Regions from separate parts of the Homo sapiens genome. Here all the other regions are linked to region 2. The links are chromatin loops, found by intact Hi-C in ENCODE. Cell type or tissue: heart right ventricle. All regions are shown on one strand. Links, peaks and the distances in the headings refer to the core of each region. The heading gives the core; the rest is flanking DNA. Region 1 overlaps HIVEP3 (HIVEP zinc finger 3). Region 2 holds the start of HIVEP3 (HIVEP zinc finger 3). Region 3 overlaps HIVEP3 (HIVEP zinc finger 3).

The links. Peaks named below come from ENCODE experiments on the same cell type or tissue, not always from the same donor. Only the 100,000 strongest peaks of a DNase experiment are listed, where the experiment ranks them.
Region 1: a loop joins it to region 2, with 1.9 times the contacts of the local background. A loop is called at or near these places in 6 of 110 quality-filtered maps.
Region 3: a loop joins it to region 2, with 2.6 times the contacts of the local background. A loop is called at or near these places in 6 of 110 quality-filtered maps.

The regions. Positions count from the first base shown.
Region 1 is chr1:41,655,745-41,666,282 of GRCh38, reverse strand. All of the region lies in intron 2 of HIVEP3 (HIVEP zinc finger 3), which reads left to right. Among named protein-coding and RNA genes, the nearest start is that of EDN2, 180 kb to the right of the region's middle. RefSeq lists a silencer at 3,301-4,180. In heart right ventricle, for the core only: no CTCF peak of the experiment used is centred there; DNase peaks (open chromatin) are centred at 2,076, 3,372, 3,862, 7,662 and 2 weaker places; H3K4me3 peaks cover 1,771 bases; H3K27ac peaks cover 2,084 bases.
Region 2 is chr1:41,914,033-41,924,570 of GRCh38, reverse strand. HIVEP3 (HIVEP zinc finger 3) reads left to right here and starts at 5,649. Exons shown (of 9, transcript NM_024503.5): 1 at 5,649-6,158. RefSeq lists silencers at 6,318-6,367, 6,419-6,713. In heart right ventricle, for the core only: a CTCF peak has its summit at 5,666; a DNase peak (open chromatin) is centred at 4,350; H3K4me3 peaks cover 3,327 bases; H3K27ac peaks cover 2,124 bases.
Region 3 is chr1:41,842,614-41,853,151 of GRCh38, reverse strand. All of the region lies in intron 1 of HIVEP3 (HIVEP zinc finger 3), which reads left to right. Among named protein-coding and RNA genes, the nearest start is that of HIVEP3, 71 kb to the left of the region's middle. In heart right ventricle, for the core only: a CTCF peak has its summit at 5,322; a DNase peak (open chromatin) is centred at 5,282.

The DNA.
Region 1 (10,538 bases), core at 850-8,849, 260 kb after region 2:
TCTGGAGGACTGGACCTCAGGAAGGTGATATCCATAAAATGCAAACTCTAGTCTCTGTCCCAGGACAGAAGCTTCATGTGTGCAACAGGTCTATGAAGAGAGCACCTACCATACATGTGCACATGCACACACACACACATACACACACACACACACACACGCACACACACCCCAAACAGGAAAACAACCAAAGCATCTGAGTCCAGGAAAGCACAGCAATGGGGATGGAGGATGGAGAGGGGATGGTTGCTAAGTCAGTGTAAGACCTAAACATAAATAACCCAGAAGGCCCACAGGGCCTGGTTGCTCAGCCCCACCCCACCTTAAAAGTGCTCCCAACACACTGTGCTGGTCCCTAGCTCCTTGGGAGCAACAGTGGGTTCCAAAATTGTGTCTAATTTTGTTGTTATAAGCTGGAAACAAAATTCCATAGAGATAGCTTTCTAGATGGCAGATCAGATGCCAAACCTGCCCTCTGCTCTAATCTCTTTTAGCTTGTAAAGTCTCTACAGTGTGATGCTGGCTTTACAGCAGATCCAGACTGTGTGTGTGTGTGTGTGTGTGTGTGTGTGTGTATAACATTTCCGTGGAAACAAGCATTCAGCATTCTAGCCCGGGACACCTGGATCACAGTTTTCTTGAATTGTAGCTCCAGAAGTAGAATGAATCTTATCTTTCCATCTTGTATGCCCCTACTCCACCCCTCTCCAACCTTGTCAAACAGCAGTGTAACATTTAGCAATGGGATATCTGTTTACCTGTCAGTCTCCATCCATGAACACAGGCTTGTGTATTACATGTTCCCAACACAGAAATGGTGCCTGATTCATGTTTGAGGAATGCAGGAATGTGGGAAGGCCCCCAGGGCCAAGTACTGGGACTTTCTCAAGACCTGGCCCAGTTACTTGCAGGGGATGGGGCTGATAGGAAGGAACTGGCACCTGGTACCACCTGCCTTTCAGATACATGGTGGGAAAGGTGTCCTGCACCTCAACTCTGCCTTTCTGCAGACTGGTGGAGGCCTGGTCTGCAGGTGGGGGCTCACAGAGTAGAGTCGAGGTCAGGCTGGTAGCCTCGAAGCAGGGCTGTCTGCCCCCACCTTCTTTCTCTGAGCTCTGAGGCTGGAGTCCTGAAGACCTTCTGGCTTCCAGTGAGAATTGGCACCAGAACTGAGGTGGGGGCTGAGTCTTGAAGTGGGGACAGATGGTTGTGGGAGGAGCTAGGTGAGGGCTCCCCAGCTGACACTCCTGGCCTGGGGAATGACTACCGCTGGAAAGGCCTGCATGGCTTGGAAGGCTCAGGGGCATCCAGTCTGACTGTGTCTGGTACAATGAAAGGGCTTGACAAATTGCATTTTCCTTCATCCTTCCCCTCCACCTCATTAGGGCCAGCTCAGGACTCCGTGTTTTGGGGGGTTGGCATGGGGATATCCCAGGCTCCCTGATGGCTGCAGAGGAGTTTGTCAAGAGAAAGGAGGAGACAAATCCCAAGCCATCCCAGTCTCCTGAGCATTCAAGCCAGTCTAGCTGAGAACCCCGCCTTTCATCCCAGCCCCCAGCCAGGGACCCTAGGACATCAGCCACTGTTCTGGGTTGGGTAAATTCTCCCCCGTCCTCTGGTTAGTTTGTCTTAGGATTTGCCCCTCAGGACCATTCATTCACTTAACAAACATTTGTAAACTTATCAGTCCTGGGAGGGGAGAGGGATCAAGATGGAAAGTTCCCTGAAGCTCCCAGTCTGAGGAAGAGGAGGCCCCCAATAACTGACTTCAATGTGAGGTGATGGGCAAGTCTGTAGAGGCAGGAACTATTGAGTTGCCTGTGGCATCATGGAAGGTGACCAAATCCATTGGGAGGGTCCCTTGAGGCCAGGCCACCTCTCAAAGGGGAGGAGGATGTCATTCAACTTGGGGCAGGAGCAAGGCTGTCATCTGAGCCTGTGTGTGTGAATGATAGAAAGTCACCCCTCAGGGCATATGAATTATAACAAGGCACCCACCTCCTCTGCCTGGAGTTGCTTTCAGACAGAAAACGGGAAGCAGGACAGTGGGGGCAGGGCAGGAGTGGAGTGAGGAGCAGGAATCTGTCCCAGGGGGCACCCCACCCCAGTTGCCCTGCTCAAGAGAAGGACCTGTATCAAGGGCAGGCTTGGATTCAGGGTGTGAAGGACAGCTGGAGGGGGTGGAGAAGACATTTCAAAGGGAAAGCCTGTATGAAGACCTCAAGAAGTGGAAACTGGTGCAAAGTGGTGCGTGTTGGGGGTGGTGGCTGGGCAAATGGCAGGATGGGCTGAGCTCTGGGAGATGCAGCTGGTCCGTGGGGCCTTGCATGCCAGATCAGGAAGTGTGGTCCTTCCCTTTGGGGCTTTGTCAGAAGGAGGATGACCCAATTAGAGCTGGGATTGGGCCCTGGGAGCTGATGGAAGTTGAGAGAGACTGGGGTGGTGGTGATCCACAGAACAGCTGGGCAGCTTGGCAGCTGGTCAGTGGGTTTGCAATCGTGTACGTGAGTGTGCAGACCCATGTCCAGCTGCAATCACACCTGCCTTGACTCTCTGCAAGCCCTGGAGCCATAGCTTCCTCCTCTCTGCCCCTAGGAATGTAGTGCCTCTTAGAAGGTGGGGGTTCCCTCCATTAAAGCTGGGGGTCTGGGAGGAGTCTATTTGCTCTGATCTGGCTTTGGAGGAAGGGTGGCAGCTCTATCAGAGGCTGTTGTATAAAGGCACACAAATGCCCAAGGTCACTAATCCGCCCTTTGGGCCTAGAGAAGTTGAGGGCATGACTTTGGAGCCAGAGGAAACCTGGAGCCTCCAAGGATCCCCCTGGAAACTTGGGTCAGCATAGTGCTTAGTTCCCCTGTGGGGCCTCAAACTTTCATGACCCTGAAAGGGAGTGCTTGGTTAAATTCTGCATCCTAGGCACTTAACTTACCTCACTCTAGTCCTGGCTTAACCCCACTCTACACCCCCGACCCCCAGCTCCATTGTCTCCTCCTGAGGCTGTTCCTGGAGTCAGCCAAACCCAGGGCCAGCCCTGGTTCCACTGTGGCAGAGGGTTGACCTCTGCCAAATAACCTCTGGTGGGCATCAGTGAAATAACAGATCACGGAGAGAGATCTCAGGGTCCTGGCCTTCCCGCAGACCTGTGGAGGCCTGGCTGGGAACTGGCTCAAGTGTGCTTGATCCTGGCCAGAGCAAGGACCAGAGTGACTCAGGCCCAAATCCCGAGATCCAGCAGCTTCTGGTAAAGTCAAGCCATTGGGAAGCCCCGGGGTGTCCCCCGCCCCCACCCCAGGCCTGAGCCCAGGGAGGCCCTGGCAGGCCCGCCCCGCCCAGAGCTCATTAAAGCGGATTCCCGCCTGGGGAGGCGCGGGCTTCCCGGAGCCCGGCTGGCACCCAGGGGGAAGGCGGGGAGCGCACACTTTGGGGACGGCGATGGACTCCCGCTGGGCCCGGGTGCGACCAAGGCGTGGCGCAGAGTGGCAGGGCCCCGGCGGCGGCGACAGGGGCTTCCCTGTCTGCCCTCCCTAGAGGGCCCAGGAGGAAAAGACAGCGCCGGAGCCGGGGCGGGCGCGGAGGGAGGGGCGGCGCCCGGAGTGACACGGCCTGTCACCGAGGAGGCCGGCGCGCAGACCCTCCCCGCGGCCGCCGGCAGCCAGGGATTCCCCGGGCGAGGAGACCCTCCCCTGGCAGCCGCCAGCCGCGCCCGGGCCCATCTGCGACCCCGGCCGCGAAGGCATCCCGGGGTGGCCAGCAGTGAGGCCGAGCGGACGGGAGAGGCGCCCCGGGCCGGCGGCGGGGTCCCCGTGCTCGGCGACAGGAAACTCTGGGGAGTGAATGGAAAGAAGTGGGTGGTCCGGCCCCTGCGACTTCCCCTGACATCACTGCCCAAATAAGGAGCTTCCAAGCGGCCGCGGGGCGGCCCGGAGCCGCGCCCGCCGCCGGCGCCCGCCCGCCAGCCCGCCCCGCGCCCACCCCGCGCCGCGTGGGCCGCCAGCGAGCGCCTGGGGCACCGCCGGGCGGAGCCGAGCCGGGCGGAGCCGAGCGCGCGGGCGCTGCCGAGCCGCGCGGAGGCCGGGCGCGCAGCCCAGCGCAGCCCAGTCCAGCGCGGCGCAGCCCAGCCCAGAGCAGCGGAGCCTCGGCCGCCCGCAGGTAAGCAACGAGCGCCCCGCGCGCCGCGCCCCCGCCGCGGCCTGGCAGCCCAGGGACCGGGCACCGCCGAGCGGGCGGCAGAGGGACCGGAGGGAGCCGCGTCGGTGGGAGAGGGCTGGGCGCGGGCGCGCTTGCAGTAGTGCGTCGGTGCCAACTCCCGGGACCCTTGGAGTGAGGGGCCCCGGCTTCTTCGCAGCCTGCGGTGGCCTGATGCACGCGCTCTCAGCCAGCGTTTTCCAGACACTACTTCTGTCACCACCCTAGGGCGACACAAGCGTTCCCGCGTTCACACACTTCTCTGGCACACTCGCGCCTGGCACGGCCGTTGGCGTGCACAGCCTCCTGTGTCCAGCGCAGACTCTCACCCCGGCGCGGCGCTCACCCCTCGCACCCACGCATACCGTGGGACACGGCACACCCGGCGGGAGCTGCTGAATGGGTTTGGCAGCCCTAGCTTCCCCCAAGGCCATGCAGTTTCAGTCTGTCAGAGCCCACCAGCCTGGGGCTCCTCGGGGCTCATTGGGAGTGAGTTAAACTAGCATTGCTCTGGATCCTCCGAGGAGCCCCTCCTCCCGGCATAATGACAGCTGGCACTGGGGGTACATCCTAGCGGGTTGTACCTGGCATGGTCAGGAGGGTGTGGCGACTGGGAGAGATCTACTCCCACTTCACAGCCTGGATGTTTCCAGAGCGGCTTCTACTCCAGGGGCATTTCTGAGAGCACCCTCCCCAACCCCCCTTAATCAGAGCAGGGTGCTTGGGCTTCAGACAGAAGTGGTGGTGGCTGCAAAACAGGTGCAGATAGCATCAGCCTTGGCATCTTGCAGGGATCTCTGCATAGTGGCCACAGTTGTTTATCTATAAAAATATAATGTATTGATTGATGTTTCATCAAGGACATAGGGGAAACTGATAGAGCCAAATTATGGGTCTATCCCTTAGTGACTCTGGGCAGACTCGTTCGTCTCTTTCAGGCTATGTTTTATCAAAAATGGAATGAGTGTCCCCAGAGGTATGTTTTTAAGAAAGATTGAGATCACGTAAGTAAAAAATGTTTTGTAGATGTAAAGCCTTGTGCACGTGCCAGTAACTGTGGTTTGGATGATTTCTGGGCTGGTAGTTGTCATGGCTCTGCTCTGTGACTTAGAACACCCTTTCTGTTCCATCATCTGCAAAAAAGGGGTCATTAATAAGTGTCCTGTGTGCCTAGTAGCAGATTTTCCCAGTGTGTTCAGTGGATTGTTAGTTCTGAAAGCTGTTCCACCAGTAAAGGTTTCCCTGTTAGAGTAAGAATGGCAAATTGTGCAAGCTCTCTATTACCCTTTTGGCCAATTACAATCCATACTGGCAAATGAAAGGCTCTGAGAAGTCCTGCAATAAAAGACTCTTTAACTTTGTCCAACCCAGCATTTTTTTTCTAGTTGCGGGCCCTTTTCAAGTTAGTAGGCTTGCTCTCCAAGGAAACAGTGCTTCAGGGGCTACCCATAGAGATGATGTAGTGTTGTACAGTTGCAACCAAACTTTGAGAGCTAAATTCTAATTGGTCTGTTTTAATGGAGAGTAAGCAGAAGCCCAGAACAGTTAAGAGGCTCATCTGAGGTCACACAGCTAAACAGTGGCCCAAGATCACCCAGTAGTTAGTGGTAAAGCACGGACCGCAACATGACTCCCCATCCAGTGCTCTCACCTCACTGAATGACATCCAGAAGTTGAGAATTTTCCTCTAGAACCAGTCTTGCTGCTTTGTATGGACACTTTGCAGAATGTGTTTAAAAAACATAAAGAGTCAAATGATTTATTGTTGAATGAATTAAGTGATGACCAGTTACCAACTCTGTGCCTTTCATTTTGAAGACTTTAGCATGTAAAGTTCAACCACATGTGGAGCCTGTGGTGAAGAGCTTGGTAATGGTACCACAGTCATCTCTCACACATGCACACATACACACGTGTGTGCACTCTTACACACTCAAACACCCACTTGTACACACAAGTTTGTTCCTACACGTGCACACACCCACAGCCCACTCCAACTCACTCACACATGCCATCCTGTTCACTCATTCGCACACACAACCCTGCTCCTCTACACACACCCACTCCCATGCACTCTCACTTATGCGATCCTGTATACTTGTTCATACTCACACATCTGCTCCTACGCACACTCTCACACACACACATTCATCCCATTGTGTTCTAGGCTGCAGCTATGAGGTAGTTGTGGCAATGGGGATGTCCCCTTGTCCCCGTGTCCCCAGAGCTGGTGAGGGGGTGCCTGGCACTAGCTCCCCAAGATGAGTACTGAGCATGTGGGAGTGCTTTGCAGGGCCAACCCAACGCCGCATTTCCTCCATGTCTCCCAGTTTCTTCCATTTTCTGCCATATTTGTGGATATTGGCCGACTATTGCTTGGTTGCATGTGATGGGACAGCCACAGCTCTGGCGTCTCCTGTGCTGTTTGCTTTAATCAATGTCAAAGCACTGTGAGGGCAAGGACCGCAGCATCTAGCAGAGAGCCTGGCATAGAGGAGAGGGTCAATAGCATTTATTGAATGAGTGTCTGCCAGATGCTAGGATGGCCATGACCCAGGCCAACATCCAGGGGGACTTGATGAACATGTTTGCTGAGTGCCTGCTGGGCCCTGGGCACCATTCTAGGGACTACAGCAGTGAAAACTGTTTAATCCCTTCTTTCAGGGAGTTTGCATTCCAGTGGGAAGAGAAATAATGAATATTAATGGATCAGATAAAGCTAAGTCGTCATATACACTCTGAAGAAACTCAAACAAAGCTGTGTGATGGAGAATGCCAGGGAGGAATGGGAGAAGCTACACGTGGGGGCCCAGAGAGTTCTCTGAGGAGCTGACATTTATCTTGAGATCTGAGTAATAAAGAAGTGACAGCCTTGCAAAGCTTTGGGGAAAGAATATTTGCCATAGAAGAACAGCAGGTACAAAGGCCCTGTAGCAGAAAGGAGCTGGGCTAGGGACCAGGAAGAGGCCATACTTGCAGTTCGCTGCTGATATTCTTGCCAGCACCCTTTGGAGGGGGTAACTGCTGGTGTTTGATCTGAGACCTACTTATCTTCCTGGTTCAATCACTAAAGCCCAACAGTGCATCCTGGGCTTTGTGGGGCGGGGCTGCCCTCTAGATCTGTCCATCCCCAACCCCTGTAAATGAGGAAAAGGTCAGACTTCTAAGGACCCTCTTAGCTCTACCGTTATAGAATTCGATGCTCTGTTTGCAGGAGGTTTTTAGGAGACAATTCAGGTGGTCCATCTGGAAGGATTGTGAATTAGTTGTGCTGCTTCCATTATTAATAACCATGATGTCATACATCTGTGCGGTTCCTGATCGGCTGCAGAGCACTCTCCCTTATTATCCTGTTCACTCTGTGGACTAATCTGCCAAGCGGGGGATGGGATGGAAAGAGTGCAGACACTGCCACACACTGCCGCAGGCTCACCCAGGCCACTTCACCCCCTTGAGCCCCTGCTTCCTCCGCTGCAGAGCAGGATCACAGGAGAACCTGCCTCCCGAGGCTCATGGGGGGGGTGAAGTGAGAACATGCACTTTCAAGGCCCGGGGGTGTAGCAGGCACTTGGTAACTGCTGGTTCCTGTTTTACAGATGAGGAACTCGGAGCTAAGAGGGATCATGACTTTTTTTTGTCTGCTTCTGTGTCCCTAGTCTTCCCAGCCCAGGACTCTGGGTCCATAGTGGGCTTTTAATAACTATTAGGTTGAGTTGAGTTGCCTGTGGTCAAATAACTGGTTTGAGCTAGGACTCAAACCCAGGACTTTGGGCTCCAAAGTCCTTTTTATAAACATCACGCTGTTTGGGAATAATTGCCATTAACAAAGACAAACCTTCACATGCATTTGTGGATGAGTTATTGTTGCTTGGTTGAGAATCTTAGAATTGGAAGGTCTCAGCGGTTTTGAGTTGTGATATTCTTTGTAAACCAATTAACAGATTTCTTAAGAAACATTTTCGAACCTTCCAGAAGAGGGTGTAGTTGTGAGAAAATGGTCTGAGAATTGACAGCAGTGGTTCTTAACCAGGGGTGCCAGGTGCTGTCACCTGAGGGCTTTGAACAGAAGAGCTCCAAGTTCCACCCTGATTGTCTGATCAGAGAGTCTGGGGACAGCATGTGGGCATGTGGAGAAGTGCCCTGGTGCTAGATGTTCTGCCTGGGATGAGAAGCCCAGCCAGCAGGAGGCCCAGGAAGTCAGGCAGGCCTTCCATCTGCCTCCCATTTCCATCTGTCCTTGGCTGTGGCTCCGACCCCCTTGTCCCGGACCTGCAAAGGCCACATGGTAGGAGCATGAGCGATGGCGTCCCACAGACCGGAGTTTATATCTCCTGCTTTCTAGCCCTGTGCCTTTCCTATTTGCTTTGCCTCTCCTAAACCTCAGCTTCCTGATCTGTGATGTGGGAATGCTCACACTTACCTACAGGGTGACAGATGTCTCATTAGATACCTGTGCCTGGCACTTAGTAGGTGAACCATAAACAACAACTAGTTTCAGTTGTTAGGATGAAAAATTACTGAGAATAATAAAAACTGCAGTATTTGTGAATGAATCAGCTGCTCCCAAAGGGGGCAACAAAATAGACCAATTTGCCCCAAACACCAGCCTTTGGGAGGAAGGTACATTCCATGCCATAAACATCAGTCTTTGGGTGAAAGAATTACCAGCTCCGCCATCTTCCTAAACCTCTTCATTGCATAACCATTGCTCCATGGAGAGCTGAGGGCTGAATGGGGACCAGGGCCAGCATCACTTCCCATGCCTCTGACATCGATGGGCTCAGAGACGAGGATGTGAGCTTTGGATATCAGTGTGAGTTTAGGCTTGTGCTCACCTGCATCAGCCTGGTCTCTTGCTCCTGAGGCCACCGTGTGGGTCAATTGGGGTGTAAACACCCGGCTTGTGGGAGTGTCGGGAGGTTGTGCTTCTCACCTTACGCTGTCATTTATTCATTTATTCAACAGTGGATTGGTCCTTCTGGGGGCTCAGCTCTGGGCTAAGCACTAGGAGAGAGTCTGCATCCCCAAGAAGCTCAGAGTTGAGCAAATCTACCACCCACAAGCCACGTGGCCATGTGCAAGTTGTATTTCCTCTCCAGATCTCAGTTTCCTCATCTCTAGAATGGGATCATTCTGGTTACTTCCCCAGAGGAATATTTTGTTGTTTTTAGGGACCCAGCCCAACAGGCTCTGGAGTGCTGTCTAGGCCTTTGGGCCTCTGATGGAGTGGTCGGGCAGGAGAACAAGGGCTTCCTTACCAGGAGGAACTTGACTCTGATGCTGGTCCTGCCCTTTTCTCACTGTGTAATTTGCTGCATTTTTAAGTTCTCTGTGTTTCATTTTCTTCATTTATAAAATGTAGTTATAATGCCTTCATTTCAGGGCACTGTGAGTGTTAGTTGAGATGAGCATGTAAAGTACCTGGCTCTGAACAAATGCAACCCCCGTTTCCTTTCTGTCTGGCTCTTAACTCTGCTGCCTGGTGCATTGCTGCTTTGGAGAGTCATCTCAGCCCATCAGTGCCCAAGTTCAAATACCCAGGAATGGTCAGGGGTGGGCAGACAATCAGATTAGAGCTCCAGGTAATAAGCACGTACGTGTTCCTTGGTGAAAGGCGGGCATGGGGAGATGGTTCCAGCCCACAAAGGAATTGGGGCCAGGGTATGGAGCTGGGAGTCCTGGGTTCTGTTCCTGGAACTGCCACTAACTACTGTGTGTCATTTGCCAGTTCCCTCCCCTGTCTGAACCACAATGTCCTCAGCTGCAGGCTGGCCTGAGGGATCCCCTGGGTTTCTTCCTGCTCTGAGAAGTCCATGGGCCTTTGATGTGCAAGTGCTGAGTGAATACAGTAAGGAAGTGAACTGGCTGCGTGTGGGGCTGTGGGGATTTTACCAGCTTTTTCTAGCCTGGACTCTGTTGGAATTGATTATGTGAGGAGGCCAGCAGACAGGCTCTGGACAAGGAAGAGACTGTGGTTTCTAATTGGCAGAGCCACTCATGGGAGAGGAGGCAGGCAAAGAAACGTTCATGACATTGAATTAAATTAAAAGAAAGGCATTACCCTATTTTTTTTCTTAAAGAAGACCCAAAGGGCTCTGAGCCACCTGCTTACCAAATAGCTTTGCTCTGATTTGAATTCAACAGTATGTTTGGGTGTAAAGAGTTGTTTTCAAGTTACCAGGGTGGAAGCAAGAGATTACAGAGTAAAACCAAGCATATAGTCATTCATTTAGCAGACATCTGTTGAGCCCTCACTATATGTCAGGGCTGCTCTAGGCACTGGGGTACAGCACTGACCAAAACAGACCACAACTGGGGCTCTCAGGGAGCTCATAAACTAGTGGAGGGAGGCC
Region 2 (10,538 bases), core at 770-8,769:
CATTTTGCTACTAAGTGGTAGGGCCGTAACAACTCCAACTCTCTACCATCTCCTTGCATGTGACTTGTGAGGTAAGATATATAAATAATTTAGCAGCACCAGGTACATAGTAAGTATTGTTGTTGGCAATAATAATAATGATAGTCCCTAGGAAGTACTATGTTTCTCATCATGGTGGTTGTAGTTTTCTATGGCTGCCATAACAAATGACCACAAACTCAGTTATTTAAAATAACCCATTTCTCTGCTTACAGTTTTAGAGGCCAGAAATCCAAAATCAAGGTATTGATAGGGCTATGCTCCCTCCGGAGGCTCAGGGGAGAATCCATTCCTACCTCTTTCTGCTCCTGGTGGCCTCTGGCATTCCTTGGCTTGTGGCTGCATCACTCCAATCTCAGCCGCTGTAGTCACGTTGCCCTCTAGCCCGTCTCCTACGTCAGTCCTATAAGGATACTTGTGATTTCATTTAGGGCCCTCCTGGATAATCCAGGATCTCTCCTCATCTCAAGATCATTAACGTAGTCACATCTTTTGCCATATAAGGTGAAATTCAGTTTCTAGGGATTAGGGGGTAGATATCTTTGGGGGCCAGTAATTAGCCTATCACAATGGTATCTAAGCATAGACTGGATGACCACATGCTTTTCTTTCCACTATTAGAAAAAAAAACTTCATAGAATTCTATGATTTACAGTATTGGTCAATCATAACACCTATCTTTCCCTTGTGGAATTTTTGTGTATGTGAAAATAGAATATTTTTAAAGCCTTATTTTATTTTTAATTGACAGATAACACTTGTATATATTTATGGGTACAATGTGATGTATCAATATATGCATAGTGTACATTATGGAATGACCAAATCAGGCTAATTAGCATATTAATCACCTCATATTTACCCTTTCTTTGTGGTGAGAACGTTTAAAATCTTCTCTTTTAGCTATTTTGAAATATACAGGACATTATTATTATTAACTGTAGTCACCATGCTGTACAGTAGGGCACCAGAACTTATTCCTCCTATATAACTGAAACTTTGTTCCCATTGGCCAATGTTGCTCCTTTCCCTTCCCCCCGCCACCTCCTCCAGCCTCTGGTACCACCATTCTACTCTCTACTCCTATGAGTTTGACTTTTTAAGATCCCACTTATAAGTAAGCTCACACAGTATTTGTTTCTCTGTGCCTGGCTTAATTCACTTAACATAATGTCCTCTAGGTTTATCCGTGTTTTCACAAATGGCAGAATTTCCTATATGAAAATAGAATATATTTTTAACAAGATATCAGTTAGAGGTAAAACTTATATTTTTTCAAATACATAGCCACAGTCCAACACTATTTATTGAATAACACATTCTTTCCTCCACTGATTTAAAATTCAGTTTTTATTACTTAACTACCATGTAGTAACCATTATAGCTAAATTTGTTTCTTGACTTCCATCAATCCACTTTGTAGGCTTCTTTATTTGTACTATACCATTTTGTTTACTGTAGCATTAAAGTATATATTTCTAACTGATGAATTGTCCTCCTTTATTATTCTTTGTGAATTTTTTTGATCAATGACTCTTTTACTGTTTTTGTTTTGTCATCATCTATTTCAACCTAAAAAAAATCCTTATTTTCATTTTAATGTGGTCTTGGGAAGAAGAGGAAACAGATGGAATTATTGGCCTGCCATAACAATCCTCTCTTTCTTTCCTTTTCTTTATCTCTCTCTTCCCTTCCTTCCTTTCCTTCCTTCCTTCCTTCCCTCCCTCCTTCCTTCTTCCTTTTTTAGTGATTTTTACCTGTTTCCATTGAGATTTTCTATTTTTTTGTTATAATTATATGGAAGTTTAATTCCAGACACATATATGTAAGAGATAGATATAGATGTGAATTCAAATCTGGAATAAATGTACTTATACTCTTATCTTTCAAGACTTCTAACAATTAAATTTTACAACTATATTCTCAATTATTTTTATATTTGACCACATATTTTGTTGGCTTTATTCATTACATTTTTTATATAACATATCTTCTCCTTTCTTGAATTTGTTATCCTGCCTTATTTGTTCCTCAGCTGGAAGAGATCTTCAAGTAACCTTAAATTTTTTTTAATAAAGGGTGTTTGGGTGATATAATTTCTGTGTCTTTGAACATACCTTTCTTTTTCATTGCATAAGAGAAATTATAGTTTGGCAGCTGGTAGAATTCTTAAATTGTAATAATGTTCCCTTAGAATTCTACAGAAATTATACCAGTGTCTTTTAGCATAGTGTTACAGATGAGAAGTATGGTATTAGTCTGATTTTCTTTCCTTTTAAGCAACCTGATTTTTCTCCTTTATGAGGAAGCTTGTCATTGTTTGTCTTTGCTCTTGGAGTATCAGAGTACATCTGGAAGTGTGTATTCTTTCAGTAGTCCTGCTGCCTAGCACAGCATTTGATCTAAGGCCTAAAGACTTTCTTCAGGTTAAGGAAATGTTCTTCTGTTATTTCCTTGATTATTGATTTCTTCTTCATTAATGATGCCTCCATCTGGAACTCCTATTAGGCTAATATTGATTGGATATTCTGGATCTCTCTGTTATATCTTATATTTTATCTGATTTTTTAAATCTCTTTTGTGTGCATGTGGTGTGTGTGTGTGTGGTGTGTGTGTGTGCGCACTTTTTGGGGAAGAGCAGTGGCATTTCAAAAGGAGCTGATATCCTGCCCCTATTCAACCTTTGGCTTCTATTATATTTGGAACAAACCTCTCACTTTCCAAAGAAGCTGTGGACCTATTTCTGTGTCCAGCCATTCTGTGTGGAGAAACTGACCATGTTCCTGATGTCCCTTAATTTGCCTTTAAACTGCTGCCTATGATTCTCCTCCAATCCTGATTCTCTGAGTTTGGGATTTTCCAAGACTGTTTTCTGGAAACCTGTACAGTTACTTCTTAGGGGTCTGTATTAGTCGGTTCTCACACTGCTAATAAAGACATACCTGAGACCAGGCAATTTATAAAGAAAAAGAGGTTTAATGGACTCACAGTTCCACATGGCTGGAGAAGCCACACAATCATGGCAGAGGTGAAGGAGGAGCAGAGGCACATCTTACATGGTGGCAGGCAAGAGAGCGTGTGCAAGGGAACTACCCTTTATAAAACCATCAGATCTCATGAGACTTATTCACTATCACAAGAACAGCATGAGAAAAACCTGCCTCCATGATTCAATTACCTCCCACCAGGTCCTTCCCATGACATGTGGGGATTATGGGAACTACAATTCAAGATGAGATTTGGGTGGGGACACAGCCAAACCATATCAGGGTCTTTGCAGAATCATGAGTTTATCAGTACTAATTAGTTTTTCCTCCCATGTCCCATCTACTTTGTATCTTCCCATATTATTCAAAATGTCTGCTTTATTGATGGCATCTTTCCCTGGTTCCCAGCATTGCCAGTGAATTTACCATTCCCCAAACCAAAAGCCCCCGTATGGAAATAGTGGAGAGTTCTGACACATCATATGGATAGATGGACCAAATGACCTTCCAGACTCATGTAACTCTGGGAGGCTTTTTCTTTAAAGCAGCATAATTAAAGGGTTGAGAAAAACTTTTACTGAAAAGGACAGAGAGATAGAGTTTAGTTTACTCAGGAGAACAGAATAAGGTGAGACTTAAATGGTGAGTCACACTAAGCCTGCTGAAGATACAGCAGGAGGGACTAAGATTAAATTACAGCTGAAGTGATTCATGTTGGTCACTACAAAGATCATTTAACCCTTAAAAAGTTGTGTGGCATCATGATACATTGCAAAGCCAAGTTACAAAGCCTCATTTTCTGGAGCTGTTCTCTTTAAAGGTAAGAGGATGGACTCGAATCACCTTCTGAATTATCGGACAGCCCTGTGACATGATTATACCTTGGTGCCTGAGATGTTAGATGGGAAATAAACAGCAGCATCTAGTAAACTCTCCTGGGGTAAAAAACAAAACAAAAAAAAAAAAACCATCTTGTTTTCACCCAGTCTTACTGATTTTTTTTTAGTGTGAAGACAGAATGTTTTTGTCAAAAACAAGTTCTCCAAATTTATAAACCTGATTGGAGACATCTTTAGTTTCTTCTCAAACATGCTGGGAAAATAGGAATGTCACTGAGACTCCTTCACCATCCCCTCGCAGCCCCTATTCCCCGGGGGGCTGGGTAGATGGAGAAGCAGGGGGCAGGGGCTGGACCAGGGAGAGAGTGACAGGCTCTCTGTGGTAGGTCTGTGCCTTGTCACAGAGCCTCCTGGGCTCAGGTCTGTGGTGGCCGCGGGAGAGCCAGCTCCACGCTGTGTGGCTGGTGACATTTCCGGCTGCCAGGGCCCAGCCAATCAGTGATGGACCCAGCTTGCTTGGGCGATGACACATGAAATATGATAATTTTCTGCCAAAGGGCCCTGGAAGAGGGGAAGGAAGAGAGTGTGTGTGTGTCGCTGGGAGGGGTCCACACAGGAGCGCCTGTGATGAGGTGGGAGGGTGACAGTGCACTTGTTTTCACGGTTTGCCTGGCAGGACTAGGCAAGGGAGGGAATGGGCTGTGATGCTGGAGCGGCTGTAGGAGCGCCCCTGTAGCTCCCGAGGTGAGCCACTGCCGCTGCTCTTAGGCGGGAACCAGCGGAGGAGCAGACAGCGCCATGCTGGAGCTCTGGGGCTGGGGTGAAAAAGAAACTGTCAAAGACATTTGCCTTCTTAACACACGTGAGCAAGGTTAGGACTCTTGTTTCTTCTCAGCGCTACCTCTTTAAAAGCCAGAACAAAACTGCAGTAAACACCATCTGGGTGGCTGAAGTACTCGAAGAATAATTTTTTTCAAAAAAATTTAGGCTGGAGGTTGTCTCTCCCCCTACCCTGTTTTTCTACCTCCATACCTCCATGCTGACCCTTAAAAGAAAAGTGAAAAACAAAACAACAGAACTCAATAACAAAATCTTGAAGAAGGGCCTAAGTCTGAATCGTAAAGACTCTAACTAAGGTTCAGGTGGTAGTTCTGATTCCTGATTCTGGTTGAAAGAAAGTATGTCTTGGAATGCGATGTGGCTCTGGATTATGTTCGACTTTAGAAATAGTGCCAGAACTATTCTTTGATTTGTGGACATGGACCCTGAGACTGCAGAGCAAGGCAGGGCAGGGCAAGGAGTGCCCGTGTTGAGCTCTCAGGTGCAGAGACCCCACTCCCTTCAGGCACTGTTGAGGCTCCCCGGCCCCTGATCTGCAGCCAGAGGCTGGTGAGGTGTGACACGCTTGCTGACAAGAGTGCCCTGTCTCGTCTGACCCGTGAACATGGGTGTTCAGAAGTGAAGGATCATAGTGTTTACATAACGTGCCAATTAGTACTGAGAAGCTCATCAGTGCAATAAATATTTATGACTTGCATTTGCATTTTTTCTCTCCACGTATATATATATAATATGTGTGCATATATATGTGCATATATATGCACATATATTATACATATATGTTGTTTTTTAAAAAGCACCAATAAATGAAATCCTTATCACTGTGTGCAAGCCTACTGTGCCTTTAGGCATGGGACTGGCTTCCTGCGCTGGGAGTGACAGCTATTCCGAAGTGATAATTGGTGTACTGTGTCTTTAAAAGGTTAAACCCCCTTTCAAAAAAGGTCTGGACTCCTAGTGGAAAAGACAAGCGAGGCATGGGTTGGCTCTGGATTCAGAAAACAGCTGCTGATTAGATTCTGTGTCTGCAGGCTGAATTTATTCCGTGTTTTTCAGCAGCACGAATTCAAGAGGGATGCTTCTGTTTGGGTTTCTGATCGTGATTTATATTTATTCAGAGGAATAACAGAGGGTGGATCTGTTCCCGGCGCGAGCATGCTCACAACCAGCCGACTCTCCCATTATCCAGCTGCCTAGTTTGGTGCTTCAATGTACATGGCTATTCCGTGTGCATATGTGTGTATACAAACACGCATGCATGCCTGGATGGACATACGTATGCACAGGTTATTTTTTAAGGACAATTCTTTCAATAAGGTCTTTACCCCTTACTTGAAACAGGTGTTCATGAAAAAAATGCACAAAATCCTGCCTGGCCGGAATAATTCATGAAGAAGGGGCTGGATCCGTGGGTCAGAGAACACAGGACCAGTTTGCCATCCCAAGGCCGAAGGTAGGGGACTCTGGGTTTTTATTCGGCGGATGGATTCCTTGCGCTGTATTTTACCTTGTGATTGTGTTTTTGCCTGAGGCCGCACCGCGAAGCAGAATAGCGAGCTGCGATTCCATTTTGTGTATGCCTTTCTTAGGCAAGGTGTCCGGCTGCCGAGACGCAGGGGCCGGCCGGGTGGGCTGCGCGTGGCGGCCAGTGCCCCCGGTGGGCTGAGCGCGCTGCTCGGCCTGGTGCTGGGGAGCGGCGCGAGCCTCAAGTGACCCCCGCGCGTCAATCACAGGCGGCGGCGGCGGCGGCGGCGGCGGGGCTGTAACCCTATGCGCGCCGTGCGCTCCAGCGCTGCTTGCAGCAGGCTCTGCTGGGCTCTGCACCCGCGCACTGGCGGCCGGCTCCATAGGAGCCTCGGCTGGGGGGCTTAGGCATCGCGTTCCGTGGCACCGGCGTTTTCTTGTGCTGCCTTGGCTGCTGCTCCGGATTGTTTAGGCGGACTGCAGTAGCCTGCTTGGTTGAGAGTGAGATTCGTATGATGCTGGCTGCTGAGACAGAGGGGATAGCTTTCTTTTTCCCCCTTAATCCTAGCCCCCTGAAAATATTCCTAAAGCAAAATCATTTCCCAACCCCCAACCTGACCCAACCAAACCCAAACCAAACTCCTATTCTATAGGGGATTCTTGCCTCCCTGCTAGCAGAGAGAGTGTCCCCTCCAAGTTATGCCCCACATTTTACTATCTTTTAAATGGAAACACTGATGGTGCCGAATGGTCCCTAATGATATTGTCCAGGCTGCTGAGGACTCCTGAGTGTGGCAGTGGTGCAGAGGAACTTGGAGGCTCGGCATTGGTTTCCTTTAACGTAGCTGGTTTGGTTTCTGTTGCAGGTCAGGAATATTTCTGTGGCTAGGCCCTTCCTTGAACTTCGGGGGCAGTGGTTGCAGGAAGAGGGTCTGCAGATCTGGTCGCTGGGTGAGCAGCACCCTGGCCCTCTTTCTGGTATACGCTGACGTTTCTGGTAGCCCTTGGCATTGTAACCACAGCAGCCAGGTGCCCACTGGCTACCTGGAGTGCTTCGGTTTTGTTAACTCTGGTGTGCATTTTGGGTGTTACGGGGGGAGGGAAGAGGAAAGAGGGAGAATGAGGTGTTTGCTGAACTGATCTGCATGGCAGTGTTCTCCAGCCCATGTTTGTGTGATTATGTAATGATCAGACGTGTGCCCAAACAGCTCCCCACCATCTCCTGGCTCTCCCCCAGACTGAAGAAGTTGGGTGCTACAGTTGTTTAAGACGTCTTTATGTAATTATGTGTATGCTGGGGGCAGGGAGAGAGTGGGGGCAAGGAGGAATAATTCTAGCAACTTAAATGTGAAGAATACAGGTCAGTGATCGTGTGTCCCTCTGAGGACAGTGTGGTATTAGCTCTGGGTCAGTGTTGATCTGAAGACCCTCCTGTGTCTCTTTCAGCCAGTAATTGCTTATCTGAACTTTCATTTGGTAATTTCACCCCTCTTGCACCCTGGAGACAGTTGGACCCAGGAGAAGGACCCCTGCAGGGCCTCCAGTTTCCCAATTCCAGGCAGAAAATGAATCCTGAAGCCAAGGTAATAGGCCAGGTCCCAGCTGTTCTTCATGGTCCTGCTGAGCAGCCAGTGTAGGGAGGAGTTCCTGTCCACTAGGGTGTCACTTGTGCTCTGGGGTTGGGCTATACTGTGGGGCTGAAGAATAGACCTCAGATGCCGTCTGAGCTGTTTGACATATGCTCTTTAAAGTTGTGATGGCTTGCAGAGGCTGGAGGCCCTTTACATAGTTGCATTTAAAGATTGTGGGAGTTTTTTGCAAGGAAGGTGGACAGCTGTCCAACTAAGACACCTGCAGGCAGGAGGAGAGGGTGGTGTGACACTTAGCTCTCTGCTTCCTCTCCACTCCATCTAGTTAAGGCACCCACAGGATACAGAATTGTTAACAGGGGCCCTCCTGTCACACCCCTGAGCGCCTCAGCCTGGGGCTGTTGGGCAGATTTGTTAATTTGATGGCAAAGTCTGGCCCCTTAAGGCTAAGATTGTTTTTTTGCCCTCAACACCCCAGTGGGTTTGCTTTGAGGGCCAACTACTACTGTGAACTCTGTGGCAGTGGATCAAGATGTGCTCAACTGGCACTATTGTTGAGCTGTCTCCGCCCATTGTGTTTAGTGGCAGCCACCCTCCTTGGAGTGGAGAAGTGTGTGCTGCCTTTGGGTCCTTGCCAAGTGAGCTGTTGAGACATTTAGTGTGTGAAAGGTACAGGCAAGAAGAAGATGCATTTAGTCTGAAGTCCTGGCAGGTTCTAGGACATGATTTGATGAAAGATAACATTAAGAAAGCTGTGTGACAACTGGATAGCATTTAACTTGTCTCTCACTCCCTACTCTGTGAATTCCCTAATGTCTTTAAGGCTCTTTTTTGCCCTCCATCCTGCCCATCAAGGAGTCCCTGACATGCTGTTCTCCATCCTGTTTCCTGTGGAGTCAAAGTGTATTTACAAATCTGCAGATGCACTAGGCGGGCAGGGCTGGAAAACACTGGCTGTATCAACAGGCAGCACTAGCATTCTGGGTCAGACTTGGCCAAAGCCCGTGACCAATTTTCTTCCTTATCTGTAAAGTAGGTGTAACCATCATAACCTTACCAAGACCACTGAACTATCTTGAGAAGAAAAATGAGATACGTTTAGTAACATGCTATGTAGTTGATAGGTATTAGGATAATACCACAACAATCTGGAACTCACATTTACATAATTTCACTTATCCAGTTGGGACCTAGATGGCAAATCAAGAGAAAGGTCATAAGTCCATGAGCTACAGTTTATGAATTTTGATCATTGGAGGAAATTTTATACCCTCTTTCAGGCCTCTGCATTTACTTCAAGTTTTAAGAGGCTTGGTTATTAGTTTGTCAAATGCACCTAGCAAATTGGAAGCAACTGATACTGTACTGTGCAAGGATTATTAAAGCTCTTTTATCAAGTATCAGTAAGAAGTAAGAGTAAAAAACAGAAAAACTAAAAAAAAATTTAAAAGGCACAAGAATTCAAGGCATGGAATTCTAAAGCTGATATGAGCATTTAATGTAAGCAATTCAGTGAAATTTTATGTATTTTGATGGATCTTTGGTACTCTGTTTTATAACATAGTAACTGATGCTCACAATGACCCACATGTATCCATAGAAGTTAAAATTATATTTTGTTCATCCAATTTAAAAAGACAGAGTTCTGAAGTATCCCCAAAAGATTTTTTTTTTTTGCATGATTCTTAGAGAAAAAACTGCAACTATCCATGATAATGGCACCTGTGAGGTTTCTGGATAGCCGGTGGCTTACTGGTCAAAATTATATTACAACTATAAAGCCCTGCTGTTGAAATTGAGAACTTTATGATCTTTTGTCAAAATTTATCAGGGAACTACTATGCTACTGTTATTATTAGTGGTTATGTTCTAACATTTAATACTAAAGAAAATATTCATGAACCTCAACCTGTCTTGTTATGATCAGGAAACACACTTAGAGTTGTTCCAACTTGATGACTTTAATTCTGGAGTTGGAAGAGACCTGGTGATGGAAAAGATGGAGCAGGAGAGGTAGACCCTACTGCTATCTGTTTCTTACATCTGTGTAGCAAATGTAGACTTACCACTACCCGGATGTTGTTCAAGCTGTCATGGCCACACCCTTATGGTAAGCAATGGTGTTTTTTCAGTTCAGACATCGTGCTGAAAACTGGAAGGTGGCTGAGATACACGAGCAGTGCCAAACTTGGCCTGACCCTCTGACAATGTGTTCAGTTAAAATTTGCTCCAAAACAAAGGCAAGAGGAAAAACAAAAGTAGAGGAAAATAAATGTAGACCCTTTTAAAATAGTATTTTAAAAATTCAATACATATGTGGAAAACGTGAGGACCTAACTAAAAGTCATGGAAGAGTATTTCTCAGTTTCTAGATGTACATACATTCATTGTTTTGGTAACTTACTTGAAAAAATTCTTTAACTAAAAGAAACTGTCAGTAACAGGTTATTGAATATAATCACAAATACTCAGAACTCTCCAAAGGTTCCCTGTATCTAATTGTAATATGATGGAGAAAAGGTATTCCCTGAAGTCCCAGAGGGCTTGGAAGGCAGAGGAGGTGAGGCATGGTGGTGGGAAGTGACTGAACCACACTATCCAGAGGACTGCCCTGTTGGGAGGTTTCACAGTTGGAAATATGTGCTTGGGAGGCAGGACAACAATGGAAGTGGTGAGTACATGACTGATGGGTCTCCCCTCCTCATTACTAAGTGTTTTTGAAATGCCAGGTGCAGCTGGAATTCTTGTGGATAAAGGGGGAAGCTTTATATCTAAATATG
Region 3 (10,538 bases), core at 1,302-9,301, 72 kb after region 2:
AACACAGCATTTTGGAGCCAGAAGAGAGCTGGGCCAGTCTCTGTTTTCTTGAAGAAGACCTCCTCCAGCCTGCTCACTTTATTCCCCACATGCCTCCCACCCTGTTTCTTTTCAGGTAATGAACTCTAAAACACAGCCATTCGTGGTGGGGACGTGAAGTCTCTGTTCCCACCCAGACTGTGTGCTGCTTGGTGGCAGGAACTGGCTGCTGTGTTTGTCTTCCCAAGGACAACTTTACACAGTTCTGCGTGAAATCTGTGCTCAGCTGTAAGTAGTTAGTAGCCAGTTGCTGGAGTGAACTGAACTCTTGGAAGAAAGGATAAGAAATTACTGTTTGCATGAGACTTGTCATTAAGGTTATCACTTAAGGAAGAGTGGAAACAGTTTGGGAGTAACTGGGTCAGAGGAGGTGATTTCTGTAACATGAGGACACCTTATAGCCAAGAGCCTCGTTGCCTGGAACATTAAAGTTTGGTCAATGAGAAATTGGCAGTGCAGCCCATGAAGACTGAGAAAGGAGACCTTCTCCAATCTTGGGAATCCATCCAAAGATCCCAATACCATCCACCCCACCTTCTTGGCAAGGGAAGAAGTATAGGCCCTGCTTTTGGGAGTGGAGTGTAGAACCCACCCTAAGGACATGAAGAAGCCAGGGCCTGGTCATAAGAGGGAAGCTGGCTTCTCTGATATTCCTGTCTCTGGGATTCTGGCCTATCCAAAGCATTTGGGCCAAAAGTGAGGGCTTCCGGCTTGTTTCTTACACCTGCCCCTGGCTCAGGGCCGATGACGGTGTCCCTGTGTCCCTCTGTGGCCTCTCACAGTGGTCTTCTCCTGGGCTTCCTGTTGGCTGCCCTGCTCATGGCTGTGCTGTGGCTGCTGGCAGCCCCACGGGGCTCTGAGGAGCCCATGCCAGCACCTTAGGGCTTCTGCTCTTGAGCCGGGGCTCCCACGCAGCAGCCTGGGGTCTGAGAGTGCTGGTAGAACTAAGGAAGGCAAAACAGCAAGACTGAATGGAGATGCATGCCGAGAAATTTCACCTATTTGGATCTCTCCAGAGCCTATGTGGTCTTATCAATAATCATTTAATAGCAACTTATATTATTTTACTATTTACAGAGAGTGTCCACATATGTTAACTTCCTTGATCCTCACAAACACCCTATCCCTTGGGTATTTTCTACCAGCCCCATGAGGCTCAGAGAGATTTACATGACTTTTTGAGGGTTTGAACCCAACTCTTTGGTCTCAAAAACATCTCATTCCAGTACACCTCATTGCCTCCCAAGCCCTGTATCCAGGAAGACCTGACTCACCAGCATGCTTTCTGTGCGAAAGGACACCAGAGCTGAGAAGTAAATCGACACCACCCCCAATCCCTGCAACTTCCTCTTCTCTGTCCTGTCATTGAGAACACCAGCCTAAGGGCACGTTTTTCTCCTTCCACGTTCTATTAAAGCTCAGTAGTCTAACTCCTACTATTGAAAATGAGAGAAACAGGAAGGAAAGTCTCAAATTCCAACTTTGGAAACCACGTTGAAAGAAGGTGCTCTCATCTGGACATGATGGTTCACGCCTGTAATCCCAGCACTTTGGGAGGCCGAGGCTGGCAGATCACGAGGTCAAGAGATTGAGACCATCCTGGCTAACATGGTGAAACCTTGTCTCTACTAAAAATACAAAAATTAGCCAGGTGTGGTGGCACGTGCCTGTAGACCCAGCTACTTGGGAGTCTGAGGCAGGAGAATTGCTTGAATCCAGGAGGCAGATGTTGCAGTGAGCCAACATCATGCCACTACACGCCAGCCTGGCAACAGAGCAAGACTCTGTCTCAAAAAAAAAAAAAAAAAAAAAAAAAAAAAAAAGAAGAAGAAGAAGGTGCTCTCTCATCATTCTTCTGTACATTCATTTGTTCATTAGACAGATATGTATAGAGAATCTGCTGTGTCCCAAGCACTGTTCTAGGTGCTGCGGTTATAGTGGTAGACAGAAAGGTAAAGTTCCTGCCCTCTCGAAGCTCACATCCTACTTTCAGGGGGTAATGAGCAAGTAGATGATGAACAAATGTTTTATATAGTTCTAGGGCTATAAGGAGTGTAGAGAAGGCTGATGAGATGCAGTGTAACTGGCAGGAGGGGAGTGAGAACTACTTGGGTAGATGATCAGGAGATACTCTGCAAGAGGAAACATACAGAAGGAGCCTGACATGAGAAAACTGGGGCAGCAGTTTTCCAGGAAGAGGGACCAGCACAGGTCCAAGTTGAAACTCAGAATGGAATTTTAGGAAATTATATTCTTCATGATGGTTAGATCCTGTGGGCTATCATCACTGCAGTTCAACAATGTGGTGCCTAGTAGGAAGAGTTCTCCCAGGAACCCTCCACGTGTGCTATGGGATTTCTGAGAAAACCAGTTCTGAGTTCTAGGCAGTGGACTCACAGTTGAACTTGGAGGGAACCAAGAATTGCTTCCATCATAGCCTTACTAAGAAATGACCATGGCATGGCCTGAGTGCTTCGGCATGGAGGACCAGAAGGGGAAGCCCTAATTTGCCAGTTGCAGACTCTTGAGCCTTGTGACTCTAATGACGACAAAAATTAGGAGATTTTCTAGGACTCCACGTTTGCGATTTTGAGAGTAGTGCTGCTGGGGTTCCTGGTTTGGGTTCTATTGATTGTTTCATTGTTTCTGTGTGCAAGTTACCCTCTCTAAGCTTAGTTTAATTAATATTATATTAAGTGAGGTAGTTAGATTATATGAACCCTAAGGCTCCTTTTATTCTTAACCTTAAAATAAAAACATTTTGTAAACAGTTTTTCTTTGTGTGTGTGGTGGCCTTTTCTGTGCCTCTGCTTTGGATGAGGTTACAGGGCTGAGTGCGAGTGAGTCATTAGTGGTTCCTTTGATATAAGACAGGTGATACTATTGAACACTGTTGGTGGTAGACCAGTGGTTCTCAAAGTGTGGTCTCTGGACCAGCAATAGCTGGGCTTGGGAACTTGTTAGAAACTCTAGCTGTCAGCCTCCACCCCAGACCTACTGATTAAAAAACCGTAGGAGTGTAACCAAAACTCTGTGTTTTAACAAAGTCTACAAATGATTCTGATGCATGCTAAAGTTTAGGAACCACTAGAGTAGAGTATGTGCTTTAAGATTTGGGTCTACCGGCCAGGCGTGGTGTCTCATGCCTGTAATCCCAGCACTTTAGGAGGCCAAGGTGGGTGGATCCCAAGGTCAGGAGTTTGAGACCAGCCTGGCCAACATGGTGAAACCCCATGTCTACTAAAAATACAAAAATTAGCTGGGCATGGTGGTGCATGCCTGTAGTCCCAGATACTCGGGAGGGTGAGGCAGGAGAATTGCTTGAACCCAGGAGGCAGAGGTTGCAGTGAGCCGAGATTGCGCCATTGCACTCCAGCCTGGGCGACAGGGCAAGACTTGGAAAAAAAAAAAAAAAAGATTTGGGTCTACCACTGATGGATCCTTACATTCCAGTCACTGTCATGGTCACAGCAAGTAGTTGCATGTCTGTGCAAATATTGCAATAAGATGTTTATTCAGCTTGGCTTGGTGAACAGTCCTGTGACTCTAAAGCAGAAAATGTTCCTGGCCTGTGCTAGGACTGGACCCACACTCTCCTCCTTGGTATTATGTCCCATCCACTCCTCTAGGTGAGCATCTGCATGGAGGAGGGGTTAGCAAGGAGGCAGGCTGCTTCCAGAAGTTGTGACAGAGTGCTGTTGGATGTGCTTCTGGGGAGACTGATGTAATTGGAGAAGTTTGTGCATGGTTAGTTTCCACACATTTTTAAAGTATGAAACTGTCTTGGGTTTCTAAGTCCTTGGTAGATATATCTGCGTGCATCTGTCGTGAAGATCAGTGGTGATGAAAGGTCTCAGGTGCCATAGAATAAGCAATCTGGTGACCCTGCTGCACACTGAGTTTAGAGTTCTGATTCAGTTTGGTTTCCCTTATCTAAATGTCCACTCGTGAACTAGAATGAGGTGACCAGATGGTCCAGATCACCCAGGACTGCCCCGTGTTTCCCCTTCCTGTCCCTCTCAGTCTGGTGTCTCGGATTTGTTCCTGTGTTGCCCACTCCTGCTGGATCTTGTCCAGTCGAGGGACAAACGTCCTGAAGAATGGGAAGAAAGGAGGTTCTGAAGGCACAGATTCCAATACCATGCCAGAGGTTGAGGACACTGGTGCTTGAAGGGAAACTGGCACACTCTGGAGCCCCAAGAAGAGCTGGAGCTGGAGGCATGCGGCCCACGAAGGGTAGAAGTAAGTTCATTTCTCTGGTAGGGCTTAGGGGAGGGGTAGTCACAGGTAGGGCTTGGGATGTGGGGCTGGGATGGCTCCTACAGGGCCAGAAGGCAAAGAAAGGGCAGCAGATGGGCACAGCAGGGACAAGGGTGTGGTGAGGAATCTGACTGCTCCAGCCCAAGCTGGCATGGCCTCTCTGCTCTCGCCTTCTGCCCTCTTTCTGTAATCTTTCATCTCTGAGGATGTTGGGCCATTCCTGGGTCCCTCCTTCTTCCTGCAATTCTCTCTACCCTTCCACCCTGTTGCCCTCTCCCCTCCCTCGCTTCCTATTGTGTCCTGCCCACTGCCGATTCCATCCTCCTTATCTCATGTCTATCCATGATTGACATGATGGAAATGGCACAGTAGAGTCCAATGGTGATAAGCACTCTCCGTGTTTGCAGGTACCAGCCATGACCAAGAGCCCTTCACATCATCTGGCAATCCATCCAGAACCCACTGAATGGAGGACAGCACAGCGAGGTCTTTCTCATTTTGTAACTGCAAAAGCTGGAACAAGAGCCAGAGAAGCCAAAGAAGCAGTACAAGTCCAACAGCTTTTAGAATAACCCTGAGAAAATGGTTGAATTTTGACCAGTTTTGCAATTGGATACTATGAGAAGAGACCTTCCCTCCTGCACTGGATTTCATCATCATACCTGGAGGCCATTCCTCATGGGACTTTGGCCATCTCATATCCACCTTTAAGCATGTTATTCCCATTTCAGCTGTGGTAGCTCTGGGTATCCTTCCCTAGGAGAAAATATTAATCTTTTCTCCCTCTGAGTTCTGGATTAAACTGTCTTATCTGAAACTGGGTCACTTTAGGCTAGAAGCACCACTAGACATTCCTGTTCTCAGAAGTTGCCAAGTTCATGTCATATCTGTTTCATTGTTAACGGGATCCACTTCTGCAAGAGGCTGCCTGGCCAGATCAGTGTGTCTCCTGGTCAGCTCCTTGATGCCCTTCTCCTCTCCCCTGCCCAATCCCAGCTGAGACTTGCACTGTGGTGACTCTGTCCCCTCCTGGTGCTTTGACTGGATGTGTGAGAGAAAGTATGGTCTGTGGCACTGACATCTTTGTGTGTTTGGAGGTGACTGGAACACGGATCCACCCCTGGAGGAAGGTGGCCGTGAAGGAGGCCAGCCTCAGCTCAGCGTTCTACTCTCATCGCTCTTACTCCCGCCTTTTTAGTGCCTGCCCTACTCCAGGATAATTGTGCTTTTCTTTTTTCAGTTAAATGTTAGCATTGCTATTTTTCATTATTGCAAAGCAGCACATGCTTGTTACAAAAACTTTGGAAGTGTAGACAAATAAAAAGAAGAAAAAGCTACTTCCAAATCCTACTTACCCCAAAGACAAGATGATCATTTAGTCATATAGTATCATACATATATAATATGTACACATATATTTTAATGTAAGTGTAGTGTCACAATATCATGTATAGTCTTTCATAAAACACGTTGGCACTTAATATCTTATATGAACAACTTTCTAGAGCAACAAGCTTAGTTTACAGCAATTGTAATGTAAGAGTACTCATTTACATAGCTACAGCATCCTTTGTTTACCTCATCTCTTATGGTTTGATGTTTAGGTTGTTTCCAACTTTTCTCCACCTAAACAGCATTAATAAATGTGGTTTTAGTTTCCTCTTCCTATGACTAATTATTTCCTTAAGATGAATCCCCAGAAAAGAATCAAAAGAAAATTTGCAAAAGTTACAAAGATGTCAAAGTATGGAGCCAGCATTAACTGCTCAGAACCCAAATGCATGAGAGACTAGGTTGCTGGGAAGGCCACATATGCCCTTTCCTGGATGCCTTTATATAGCCACACTTGGGTGGCTCTGGCTTCCGTTGCCTTGCCTGGAACAGGGAATACCCATGAATGATGACTGAGGTGAGCAGGCAGTGAATGAGGGAGTGGTGTTGTCTCTTTGGGGTTAGTATGTGGCTATATCCCATGAGTGCTCATTGGATGCTGAGAAACAGTCATTTGTTCATTCTTTCATTACCCATCTATGGAGGAGCCGCTGTTGCAAGGCACCAGGCAAGAGGCTGAGAAGACAAAGATGAATTAAATAGGGACTTCATTCTTGGGAAGATCACAGCCTGGCAAAGGCCAGTGACTCATCACACACATTTACTTCACAGTGTAGTAAGAGGAAAAACAGAAGTTCAGTAATGCATCTCAGGGCAGAAAACTTGGAAAAATCTGAAAGTCCCAAGGAAAAAATATGAAACATCACATAATCCTCTGGCCCATTCCTCACAGCGAACACGTTCAGGTGTATCCTTTAGGCTATGAGCCTGGCTTGCTTGTGGTCATCCTCACCGGATACAACCTTGACGGCATTGCCTGTGTCCTGCATTGGCACCTCTGGTGACCTGGCACCATCTTAGACAACTTCCTCTGAAATCTATTAAATGAAAAATCCAACAGGAGTTAACAGAATGAAAGGTAAATGGATTCATGAGTTGAAACAAAGTCTCCATGTTTTATGTATGTAGGGAAATTTGCATTAATTCATATCCTTCTGCACAATGGAAACTTTTTCAAATATTTCATTGTAAAAGTAACATGCACATTTCAGAAAATTGGGGGATGAGAGAAAAGGAGAATGTTACCATATTTCACTATCTAATCCAGGGCTGACAGCATTCTAGTGACCGTCACCCTGAAAAATTTGTATTAAGATGATGTGAGGACGAGAGCTGAGGAATGAATGTTATTCGTGCGTTGGTTTTTCCAGTTTACTTTTTATTTATTATTTCTTTTTGAGATGGAGTCTCACTCTGTTGCCCAGGCTGGAATGCAGCGGCGCAATCTTGGCTCACTGCAACTGTCTCCCGGGTTCAAGCAATTCTCCTGCCTCAGCCTCCAGAGTAGTTGGGACTACAGGCACCAACCACCATGCCTGGCTAATTTTTGTATTTTTCATAGAGATGGGGTTTCACCATGTTGGCCAGGCTGGTCTTGAACTCCTGACCTCAGGTGATCCACCTGCCTCGGCCTCCCAAAGTGCTGGGATTACAGGTATGAGCCACCATACCCAGCCTCCAATTTTATTTTTAATTAAACATACTTGACAGGTAATTACATTCATATAGTTCAAAATTCAAATAGTATAAAAGCATATAGAGTGAAAAGTTTACATGCCCAGCCATCTAGTTCCCTGGGACACCTAGTGATATCAGTTTAATGTGTATCCTTCTAGAGTTTTTGTGCCTATAAAACCATATATGTATATAAAACATGAGTTTTTAATGGAAGGCTTGGCAATATTATTACTGAATGTTCTAAGTTTAACCTAAACTATCCCTGTTGTTCCTAGTGGCAGGCCTGGGGTATAGGTGAAGAAGAGAGAAAAGGGCAGAAAGAGGCGTGTGTGTGTGTGTGTGTGTGTGTGTGTGTGTGTGTGTGCGTGTGTGTGTGTGTATAGGAGGTGTGTAGGTGGTTGTTGCTGATGGAGACAGTGAAGGAATGAGCACTCATTTATCCATTCTACTAGTATTTATTTACTGAGCACCTATTATGTGTCAGACACTATTGTAGACCCAGGAGATAGAGGAGTGAACCAAAACTCTTTGTCCTCATGGATATTATTTAAAATGGAAGGTGGTAGAGAATAAACATATTGTAGTCTCTTAGAAAGTGATAAATACCATGGAAAAACTTAAGTAGGGTGCAAGAGATGGGGACTATCAAGGGAAATTTTCAAGTGAGTTGTCAGGGGAGGCTACATAGAGAATGGGGCCTATGAGCATAGATGCGAAGGAGGTGAGGGAGTGAGCCCTGTGGATGCCCAGGGATGGAGCTCCCACAGAGGGAAGAGGCAGTGCAAAGGCCCTGTGGCAGAAGCTTGAGCCCTGAAGGCCTCCAGCGGCCCTCTTCTCCCCTCTCCAGGCTGTTCCTGGTGACCTCTGCCCCTGGCTGGCCTCCCTCAGGACCCAAAGAAGCCCAGGTCAGCTGGTGTGTTCTAGGTATAGTGCTGAGATTATTCTATATGAGATGTTAGATTTTCCTTTCTTTATATTTTGATCCTGATGTTTAATGTTACTCCTTCAAGATAATTCTATGCTTTGGATGTTAGTTTAGTCTGAATAAGGGGAAAAGCGGGGAACATTGTTGTAGAGGGTGGACTAAGATTGAGACTTGAAGGTCCTAGATTTTACACCAACCTTGGCACTTGTTTTCAAGCCTTTTGAATTGAGCACATTATTCAGCCTCTATGGTTTGTAGTTTCCCCACTTAGAAAATGAAAGGGGTGTACTTAAATGGCTCTAGGGCTGTCCCCAACACTGTGGTTTTCAAGCCCTGTGACCCTGCGAGCAGTTAAGGTAAGAAGCGGCATCGGATGACGTCTAGCGATACTGCTGGGGAGGAGAAGGGCGCCTTTGCCTGCAGAGGACTCTGTGTGCATGATAACGTGTGTTGCTACTTGTGTCTCCCTCTTGGACTAGAAGAGCTCAGGTTCATCCTTAAAATAGAACATTCTATCTGAGTAAGTCCAGAATCCCTGATGTTCACAGAGGAGATGCAGCAGCACTGTTCATTGCGTTCTTCTCCTTGTTAGTTTAGTGTGCTGCTCCCTTTCAGCCCTGAAGGGGTTGTTGTTTTCCATGCCCCTTGGCTGAACTGATTCTCAGTTTGCAGTGGAGGTGGACTTGGTGGGGCTGGGTCTCCTTCTTTTGTTCCTTGGTGTCAGAGGCTCCCTCCCCTCTTTACTATCCTCAGTTTGGCTGCCTGAAGTCTTTCATCCACCCTGGTGAAGCAGGCAATGAGAGGAGGGAGTGTGTCATTGGTATCAACATTGTCCCATGTGGAGCAAAATCACTGTGAATTTAAAAATCAGGGAATTGAACAATGAGAACACATGGACACAGGAAGGGGAACATCACACACTGGGGCCTGTTGTGGAGGCCCCACACACGGAGGGGGGAGGGATAGCATTTGGAGACATACCTAATGTTAAATGACGAGTTACTGGGTGCAGCACACCAACATGGCACATGTATACATATGTAACTAACCTGCACATTGTGCACATGTACCCTAAAACTTAAAGTATAATAAAAAAAATCAGAATGTGTGTAAAGGTGTGGGGGCAGAGTTGGGGCCTCCAGAAATTTCATTTAGAGGGAGAAATGTTAAACATGAATAGAAGCCTTTTCTCTTTTACTTTTAAAGGGTGAGTCACGTTGGCTGTAGTTACTTTCTTCCTTATTCCTCAGCATTTCCTCTGTTTTTTTTTTTTCTTAAACTACCCGTCTTTAGCACTCCTAGCTGCTGTGAAACAGGGCAACAGAAGAGTGGCTTCTGGAATTGGGTTTCACATTCTTTACTGGAGTTTGTGGGAGGATGGCGTGTTCCCTAAGCATTGCGGAGGAAATACTGATGCCCATGCATCTTTCATTGGAAATGGGTCCTGAAATGTTTAATTTGTTGAAATCAACTTCTGATTTATGCTATTTTCCCAGGACCTTTTAAAAATATATGCACAAAAATCCCTCTGTTACTTCTTACATTTCGTGTGATGTCCTTTGTCTCCATCAACTGTTGTAGAGAGAAACTGTATTTGGAATATTCATAACAAGTCTATCGCTAATTATCACTTTAACAATGTGTTATGGAGTGTATCCATGCAGTCATCTGGGAAGGCGCATATGCCGTGAAATGTGGGGATTTGCTGTGTACTGCTTGTGCCTGCTTTTAGCGTTTCCTCAGGTCTTAGGGAGGAAGTAGAGGTGCTTGGTAACGGGGAACGGAGGGGAGGACTTCACAGCTGAGGGCCTGCATCCTGCATTCCTGTCCTCCCAGCAACAATTTCCAGGGTACATTGCTTTTGAGCGTAAGAAAAGCCTTTATTTGAAACAAAAATCTTTCTCCACACTGAAGCCTCATTTCTGGAAAGCTGCAGAGATTGGAACTGAGGTTACCCCAGGTCAGTGCCAGGTAGACAGATCCTAGCCATAGATCTAATTGCTGATGAAGAAAGAGGCTGCTGGCCTTAGTGCCTTTCTGATACTCTAGCAAGAAGCGGGGGGCAAAAAGAGCTAAAATTGCCACCTGATTTGCAGATCTCAGAAGCAAATGAAAAGGAGCTTCACCATCTCGAGGGATGAGAAAGAATGCTGCTTCCTTTTCTTTCTTTCTGCTCTCTTTTCTCTTGGGAAGGAGAATGAACTCATGCTGGGCTCCTTCTTCAGGATTCTCAGTGGGTCTGAGC